Linked DNA regions of Mus musculus: region 2 is linked to region 1. Evidence: chromatin contacts called from ENCODE Hi-C or POLR2A ChIA-PET data. All regions are on one chromosome and are shown on one strand. Each heading gives the region's core, a stretch centred on a gene start or an enhancer-like site at or near the end of the contact. The rest is flanking DNA. Distances are from core to core; before and after follow the strand shown. Region 1 overlaps Ablim1 (actin-binding LIM protein 1). Region 2 holds the start of B230217O12Rik (RIKEN cDNA B230217O12 gene).

What was found. Hi-C counts contacts between places; a loop is a spot of excess contacts on that map. ChIA-PET counts read pairs that join two places held with the same protein, here RNA polymerase II (POLR2A).
Region 2: a map of T-helper 1 cell shows a loop between it and region 1 (3-fold over the local background). The contact joins the promoter of B230217O12Rik here to the enhancer-like site in region 1. A Hi-C loop is called at or near these places in 1 of 37 maps with a recorded cell type or tissue (T-helper 1 cell). POLR2A ChIA-PET finds 5 or more read pairs at or near these places in 1 of 5 experiments (Patski).

Annotation. Positions count from the first base shown.
Region 1 is chr19:57,077,338-57,081,856 of GRCm38, forward strand. It overlaps Ablim1 (actin-binding LIM protein 1), which reads right to left. Exons shown (of 26, transcript NM_178688.4): 8 at 2,476-2,534; 9 at 77-160. Among named protein-coding and RNA genes, the nearest start is that of Afap1l2, 71 kb to the left of the region's middle. Within about 2 kb of position 1,888, at least 2 of the 3 ENCODE cell types and tissues checked have a DNase peak (open chromatin) inside an H3K27ac peak, as active enhancers do.
Region 2 is chr19:57,358,387-57,362,905 of GRCm38, forward strand. It overlaps B230217O12Rik (RIKEN cDNA B230217O12 gene), which reads right to left and starts at 2,513. Exons shown (of 3, transcript NR_040316.1): 1 at 1,628-2,513. Fam160b1 (family with sequence similarity 160, member B1) reads left to right here and starts at 2,623. Exons shown (of 17, transcript NM_145505.4): 1 at 2,623-2,984. The coding sequence starts at 2,940.

The DNA.
Region 1 (4,519 bases), core at 638-3,137:
GGGTCGGGGAGGGAGATCAGGGGAAGCAATGGAAGCCTGGGCCTAGGACAGCCGCTTTAAGCCACACAGCGCCAACCTGCAGAGCTGGGGACCGTCCTGTGCGACGAATCAGACTTTTGGGGTAAAAGAAATCGGATGAAGAGCGCGGGATGTTTGGTGGCTGCCATGAAACATGAGAGAAAGGAAGAATGAATTTTAAAATAGCCTCATTCAGAAATACTATGAAGAATACATAAAAGGACTGAAGGAAAATGGTAACTAGCATTAAGTAAATAGCAACTGACGGACATGTGTGCAGCTTCAGGGGTCAATCTGGGGCCCTATGAAGTGAATATCAACTGGTCTCCAAATCACAGCATATTTATCTACTATATTCTTATCTATATCCTGACCCCCTCACTGAGTCCTTTGCAATTATTTTGACACTGTTGTGCTTATGGCACAAGGACAAGATGCCCCAGGAGGGACCCAAAGACCATCATTACAAACGCCCTGTGAGTGAGTTCTTAAATATCAAGAACATGGCTCACTCTGGCATTGCTCAGAGTCTTCAAACATTTTCATTTTGCTATGGAAACTGCTCTAATTTGACATGTGATTAAAAGGCCAGGAAATCTTGGCTCAAGAAGTGTGCGTAGACACACCCTTCAGGCACTCCAGATTAATTCCTCTGTTGAAAATGTACCCCACTCTAAGCCTCACCAGCATCAGCCTATACCCCAACTCTGGGCCGGAGCCACTTCCCTCAGGTGAGGCCAGCCCCTTCCTATGGATGATGGTGACTTCGAGCCAGCCTGCCTCCCAGGGAGGGCATCACGGAGAGAAAAGCACTGCAATTTTCTGCAAAGCTTACGGAAGGGACAAAACAAAGGAAGACCATTCCTCTTGGCCAGAGCCAGTGAAATCTTTTATTCATTTTTTTCCATAAGCTTCCCTAGAGAGTTCCGTGGAGATGTGTTCAAGGGTTTGCTTTGTTTTCTGATCATTTTAGGGAGAGGCTCTGCAAACTGCAGCTATCCTTACAGAGAAAATATGCCTGGCCCATTCCGTCTGGCCTCATTAACATTCCTCTCCATTCCGCACAAAGACTTCATCAGGGATGAAGTTTTTTGAAAAAGGGGGGGTGGGGGATGCGGGATTCTTTCGAAAACAAAAGCCACCCTGTAGAGGTGGGATGGATGGATGCCTGGCTCCTTGGGTGGTTTTTGGGCAGGAGCCCCAGTGCAGTTTTATATCCCTGGAACAAAGTGTCCACAGGCACCAGTGCCAACGCTCTGGGAAGGTAGCCTGTTGCTTGAATACCCGTGCTTCCTCCAAATTCCAAGCTCAGTCTACCTGGTGGATGAATGGACTTAGGGGGCCATTAGTTATTAGCTGTGTGTGCGTGTGTGTGTGCGTGTGTGTGTGTGTGTGTGTGTGTGTATACTGAAGCTGCATGTCAGAAGCAGGGAAAACCGTTCCGATATCGGCAGGCACATCCCTCTGCTTTCCCCTGGCCCTCAATTATTCCGAGATTTTCTCTTTCCTCTACGTAAAGCCTGCCGCTAATAACAAAATACAAAGTAAAGGCTCCCGTGCATGCATGTATGCCAGTGATGAGAGTCAAAAGGAGATAAGAAAACAGGGCCTACAAGTCCAGAGGGGGCAGCGAAGGGACCTGAAAAATCCACTAACTGTTCCTTTGATGGGCGCCGCCTAAGGGTAGGCCCAGGGGGTTCATGAGTCTTGAGTCCAGCTCAAAAATAAATCTAAACCATTCTTTCCTTGGGACAGCAAGAAGATTAAAGTCAGACTCCATTTTCCTTCCCCTGGGACTCTTAACAGAGGGGCTGGGATCAAGCCTGATTATCACTGTGAGGAAAAGTCAGCCCTGCGTGAAAATCTGGACCAAGGCCAGGCTCTAGGTTAGAGTCTGGGCTTTACAACTCCGGAAGTGGAACTCTGCCCTCTAGGACGGCTCTGAGGACTGACCAATCATAGAGCTGATGGCAGCATTATCCTTGCCATAAGCATAAGGTTTTATGCCTGAGTGACTTGTATCCTTTGGAGCTAGAGGCTGCTCTTTTGAATTTGGATTTCAGAAATGAGCAAAACACACCAGAGCTAAGCAATAGTTACAGAGTCTGGGGCAAAACAGTGCATGGTGGTTTAAGCCAAGAGGGTTACCATGGCTACTTGATGAATCATTTTCCCCTAGCTGTACGACTTTTGGGTACTTTCCTAAGTCACTGACTGCCAAGATAAGGCCAACAGAGTCCAACACAAGCTTAAGAACAACAATAGAACATATTTATGGTGGGAGGGAACCCTCTTAGTTGGCCATTTGGACTTTGGCCTCAGGTTTTCTATAAAGGAAAAAAAAAAAAAAAAAAAAAAAAAAAAAAAGAGCCCATGAGAAGCACTTCCCCAAAGCCCAGGAACTAGTGAGCACACAGTGGTGACCTCCAGAGCATCCCATTCTGACCCCTTCCTTACCCGCAGCTTCTCCTCTGTCTTAGTGGACTGCTTACAGTCGGGATGCCACACGGTAGAACCTGGAAAGACAGAATGAACTGTGGGAATAGAGGAAATGGAAAGAAGGCACAGTCCTGTTAAGCAGACTTTCCACAGACCCCTCCCTCCCCAGCACAGGGTCCCACATGTGACCTCTGACCGTGAAGTCAACTCTACCCTTTGAGTGAGTTCTGAACTTGCTGTACACAGGGCACAATGGAGGGCCACAGAATGGAGTCTGAGAGCAGCCTCACACAAGAGATGTTTCCCTTTTAATAGGGTTACATTGTCTTTCTTTTTAAAACATAAATCATTGTTCTTTAAAAAGTAACACCTGAGACCTGAGTCCTTACTACTGGTTCTACTTGATCTTAGAATTAAAGCCATGTTTACATAAGTAACCATCAAAACACCCAAGCCACTTAATGAAGAGAAGTAGAGTCAAACTCAATGGCCCAGGTCCAGGTGTAAAACCTACTGAAGCTTTCATTTTTTTTTTTTTTTTAGGATTATTTATTTTATTTTATATATGTGAGTACACTGTCGCTGTCTTCAGACACACCAGAAGAGGGCATCCGATTCTTTTGCAGATGATTGTAAGCCACTATGTGGTTGCTAGGAATCGAACTTGGGACCTCTGGAAGAGCAAATAGTGCTCTTAACCACTGAGGCGCCTCTCACCCCTCATTCTTCTATTTCTATAGTTGCCCACACTTAGAGGAGAAATCAGATCAACTGGCAACGTTGTTAAACTTAGTTTATAAATCTTTCAACTTTTTAATTAAGTAACAGGAACAAAATCCTTTGGCTTCAATGAGTCAAGTAATGACCGAGGTGGATTTTCTGTTCCTGCTTCTAAGATCTCCCTTTCTCAGACTTCGAAGAACCTTCATGGGTGACACAGGTATCAAAGAATTAAAAAGCTGGAAGTCTCTCTTATGCTCTTACTCTCCTACTCTCACCCTCTCTGTCCCTTCTTCTCTTCCCTATTCCCCTCTCCCCTCTCTCTCTACATGTTCCTGGCTGGCCTCTCCTCTCCCCTCTCTACTCTGTCCACTCCCCTTCCCCCTCCCCCAACCTGTCCCCTGTCCCCTCTCCCTCTCTCTGCCTTTCTCTATCTCTACTCCATCCTCAATTCCCCTCCCCATGCCCTAAATAAACTCTGTTCCATTTTTTAAAAAAGCTTAAAGTCCTTATCTTGAAACTTCAGCCCCTGTGCTATGATTGTGTAAGACTGGATGCATACATAACAGGTATCATATACATGTACGACCACAGGAAAGGATGATATGTCAATTCTGTGTCCACACATGTATTTCTTCAGACATGGAGGGTCTGAAGAACACAGATCACTTGGAAAGACTCAAACTAGTGAAATTACTGGCTCGTTAGTGACTGGCACCTCAGAGTCTCAGAAGCCACACCAGTCTTTGTATCTGTACAGCATCTTCTCAACTTTGACTCCCAAGCAGCAACCTCTGTATACCAGAAGTCGCCAAATTAACTCATGAATAATATTTTCTGCTGAGCTAAAATACTATCAAAGACAAGGAAATATATTCTACAGCAGAATAATATTTCAATCTCTATCGAATAATCATTTCTACTTCGCATCATTGACACAGAAGAGGAGGAGAAGGGGGGGTGGGGAGAAGAAGGAGAAAGGGGGTAGGTCAAACAAAAACCAGACAGACATGCAGGTCCCTTCAATATTAACATCGGCTCACACTCTAACTATAAAGCACAGGAAATCTCTAAATGTGGATATGGAGAACCAAAGGGTCATGGGCAGGTCAGGAGAAGCATTCTCTGGGAGGTTCTACTAAGCAGAAGGCACCAGACAGGACACAGTCCACACTCAATGTCAGCATTGTTCTCCAAAGGTCAAACACACTGGGAATGTGACCTGTGACCCCAGAGAGCATCAGATGCTGAGGGAAACGAAGCTTATTCTCGAAGGTGTGCCAAGAGAGCAGGTAGCAGTAACCCAGCTCCACTCCAGAGAAAACTTAGAAGCGCCCTGGGG
Region 2 (4,519 bases), core at 1,263-3,762, 280 kb after region 1:
CTTATGATTCCAGAGACTACACAGTCCACCGAGGCGGGAAGGCATAGCAGCAGGGGCTGGGGCCAGCCTAGCAGTCAGGAAGCTGAGTGATCCAAGGGGAACCGGAAGTGGGGCCAAACAATAGCCCTCCAAGCCAGGCTCCCAGCATGCTCTTCTCCAGCAAGCCTCCAGCTCCTAAAGGTTCTACAACGTCCCCGAACAGCGCCACCAGGTGGAACCAAGTGCTCAAACAGCAGTCCACAAGGAACGTTTCAAACCACGCTTTCGGTCTCTAACTCGGGACAAGTTCTTGGAATTGATACCTTTTTTTCATCCCTGCCTTTCTTCACTGGTGCATCACATTAACCCCTCAGCTGCCCTTCTAGCTCTGCTGCCATCTCTTCTCCTGACCAATGTGTTCTTGGGGTTTATAGAGGCAGAATTCGTTTACTCTCAGTTCATCAGGCCTTGTGAGGGGAACGGTGCTACATTTTTTTCCCCCCACATCCTTCTACTGCACCAGAAACCGTCAAACGCTGAAAATATGTATCATCTAGCCGTTCCCGTTTTTCTTGGCTCCTGCCCACTTGGGTGTCAGTTCTCCAGTCTCCCTGTGTTTGGATGTGTGTACGCTTCTTCCAAGTTCACACGTGTGCACATGCCCACAAAAGTCAGACGAGGGTGTTGGTCCCTCTGGAACCAACTGGAGTTGCAGGAGGTTGTGAGCCACCGGGCACAGGTGCCGGGAACTGAACTTGGTACCTTGGAAGAGCGGCAAACGTTCTTAGCCACAAAACAATACTCCAGTCCCGTTTTTATAAAGAACTAAATTTATTATGGGCTTAATAGAATAAATACAGGAGGTTCCAATTGAGGTACTTCAGGCACCTAGGGTGTTTTCAAGGGTAAAGGGAGCCTCCTCTTGGGTTTCCTCAAAGCAGTGGTTGAGGTGAGTCCAACTGCATCAACAACTGCATCCAAGCACTAGGCAGGCTATACATTAGTGCCTCCTCCAGCATTCGGAACGGGAGTAGGAAATCTATCTACTGGCTATACATTAGTGCCTCCTCCAGCATTCGGAACGGGAGTAGGAAATCTACCTACTGGCTTTACATTAGTGCCTCTCCCAGCATTCGGAACGGGAGTAGGAAATCTACCTACTGGCTCAGTTACAGTTCTAGCTAACTTGTGCGTCTTAGAAATTAGGGACCAGGCAGATAAATCATTGAGTATTGATATTAACCCATAGCCAAACATATATTTTATTGTGCTTATAATAAGTATGCAAAGTTAAATATCCATCACACACAACTTGTAGCCCGCCTAAACATCACTCCCTACACAAGTTGTGGCTGCAGGACATTGTGAAAATACAAACTGCCATGTAATTAGCCAGGAAAATTATTATGGTTGATAAACTGACCAAACCTCATAAGTAGTATGAATAATAACAACAAACATTGTGTGCTCTAGGATGGAGCAGGAACAAGGACCTTGAACGTGGCAAGGAACACAGCTCAATGTCCAACAAATAACAGAGGATGTTGCCAGCGTTTTAGTTTACAGAAAGCAAGGCTATGCTTACCTGCTTTTGAGCATAGCAGAAGCAAACAACCAAAGCATGAGAAAGACTCGAGTCTCCCCTTACCTTCTCTCTTGGTTTCCTCTCCTCTTGTGTTGTTACTAATGTTATAACAAGGAGGAGAGCCTGTGATCCCCGGCTTTCTTCACTGCTACATTGGTAACCTCACGGCCCAGAATGGCAGAGCTGGATCCAAACAGGCTTCTCAACCCTGCTCAGAGTTGCGGCGCCCTCTTCTGCCCTCTGCTCAACGAATTATACTATCAATAGGTATTTTTCATCCATGTTAATGAGAAATCTACTTCACCCTAATGCAGAACTCCCCGATCCTTTTCGTGAAATGCTAATACCAGCTTGAAACAAAGTTCTTCAGATTTTCAGAAGTTGCATCAACCATCTTAAAATGGTCAGTGTTTCCTCTACGCCTTGTTTAATACACATTTGCATAGTGTTTTAGGAAGCCTCCAGCCCAGGGCTCATTAACTTGAGGCTTCACTCATCGGTGTTAGGCATCCTGAATATTATTTCCTTTTCCAGAAACACACTGAAACCTTGTAGGCCACCATCCTGCGTTATTTAACCGAACCCTCATCCCACGTGTCCATTTGGCATTTCCGGGTTTTGATAAGGATAAGCTATTTTAGTCTAGCGGGATCTTCCCACCTGCATTGGATGCGGTCGAATCCCTAGCACGTGGACCCGCTGTCCGTTTTTTGCGTTCGGGATGCTGGTATTTTCCCAGCGGCCTTCCAGTCTTGCCCTACGTATGGTACGCAAGCGCAGCGTCAACACGTCGCTGCCAAATCCTCACACTGCTCTCTGGTCACCGAGAGACGAGTGCCAGCACCGCCGGGTGCGCCACGCCAGGCCCGCCCTCCCTCCTGGCCTCAGCCTTTCAGCGCCCCGCCGACCCCGCCCGCCCTGCTCTCCCCATCGGCCCCGCCCTCAAGTCGGCCCCGCCCTCCCTGCTGGCCCCGCCCTCCCCGCCCTGGCCTCTGCGCGCCCCGCCCCGCGTCCAGCGACGCCGGCAGCGGAGACCTGGGCTTCCCCGGGCCGCATCAGCGTCCCCTGCAGGCCGCGGCGGGCACGGCAGCCGGAAGAGCCCGAGCTCCTGCCACCGTGTCCGCGTCGCCGCCGCTGAGCTCCGCGGTGCCCCGATTGCAGCCGAACGACCTCGGAGCCGCCCGCCGCGGCCCCGCGTCCTCCGATCAGAGCCGCCGCGCCTCCCGCCCGGCCTCCGCCCTCCGCTCCCCGCCCGGGCCCGCCCGCACCGGCCTTCACTCTGGAGCGGCCCGGGCAGCCGCAGCAGGGGCGGCGGCGGCGCATCGAGGAGCTCTCCAGGTCGTCCCGGGAGAAGCTGCTGCAGTCCCGGGACAGGATGTTCTCCAAGCTTACGTCCATCCTGCAGCATGCCGTGGAGGCGGTGAGTCCGATTGGGGTGCGGGGGGCTGCGAGGCGCGGGGAGGGAGGCTGCGGCGAGGCCTGGGCACCCCCGGGGCCTCTGCTCTCCAGCCGGGGACCGGGCGGCTCCCGAGGCCTCCTGGCCGTTAACCTCCGGGGCTACGTGGCCAGCGCCGCGCAAGACAAAAGAACGGCGGTGCTGGTGGGCAGGGCTTGCTTTTGCTTTGGTACGGGTGAGAGAGGAGCGGCGGGGACCCTGGGGCCCGGTCCACACCGGTACCGGCTCTGCCAGCTCGGGCCCAGCGGCCCACCTCGGCCGGACCTCGGTGATCGATCTGCGGGAGTTTGCGGGTCCGCGATCGCCCAGCTCACACCATCTGTTTCCCTTTTCTTGTCTGTAATGCGCTTCCTGGAGGCTCTTGGCGCAGCCTGCAACCGCTGTACTGTGAGCCTGGTCCTAAACAGCACCGGGGGGACAGAACTCAAACCGCCAAACGTACAGCACCCAAAAACCTAGGAAGAGAATGCTTTTCTTGTCGGTGCTAAACGCGACCCTTTGCTTTATTTTACTAGCTAATTTTGGACTGAGTATCATCCTATGTGAAGAAAGTTACTGTGTTTTTTTTTTTTTAATGGCATTTTCTTTGCATATTGAGAATGGCCTAATAGTAGCACTTTCAAATTCACATGACTTTCTAAAGAAAAGTAAAAAGATGACAAAATACCACGGTGGTTTTTAGGGTCAGCTAAGAAAATTAGAGTTGTGAGTTTCAGATATGGAGACAAAATTTTAACACAATTGCTTTTTACATACTTCGTGGAATTTGGGTTTCGCTTGGTGGCACATCAAACAAGAAAGAAATGGGGTTGCCTGAGGAGCAGTGTTGACACATGGGGTAGAGAACTGCACTCTAAGATGCCAATTCTACTTTTCTTGCTTAATATGGAGTCAGTGTGCAACAGCATTGGTAAAATAATTTTTAAAACTTTTAACAACACTTATATTGATATTTTGTATTATACTTCAGACTATAAAGAGTCATCAAACTTTTAAAGTTCAACATTGCTTGATATAATGATAACTAAAAGATAACTATGAATAAATTATATGGATGAAACCCTGGGGCCTGCCGTGTTCTAGATAAAAACACTCCCACTGGATTTTATTTTATTTATTTATTTATTTATTTATTTATTTTTGAGATAGAGAATTGCCCAGTGCCCCAAGGTGGCCTTGAACTCATTGAGCTCTGCTCAGACTGGCCTCGAACTTCTACCTTAGCCTCTGGAGTACTTAAATTCTAGGCATGTCTCTAAGCCTGGCTAGGATTTTTGGTTTATAGACTCAGTTTGGTCCCAAGGCCTGTGTTTTCTGTTTTGGTACTCTTTTTTTTATAATTACGTGTATCATTAGCATCTATCAAATTACCTGCGTGAGCCTCTGGCTCTGTAGTATCCAGTTTCCCCATCCTGCCGTGAGGAGGGAGGAGCTCACTATGTTCACCCAGTCCCAGGAATAAATGTCTGGCCTGTGGAAATGTCAAGTTCATTTGCTCC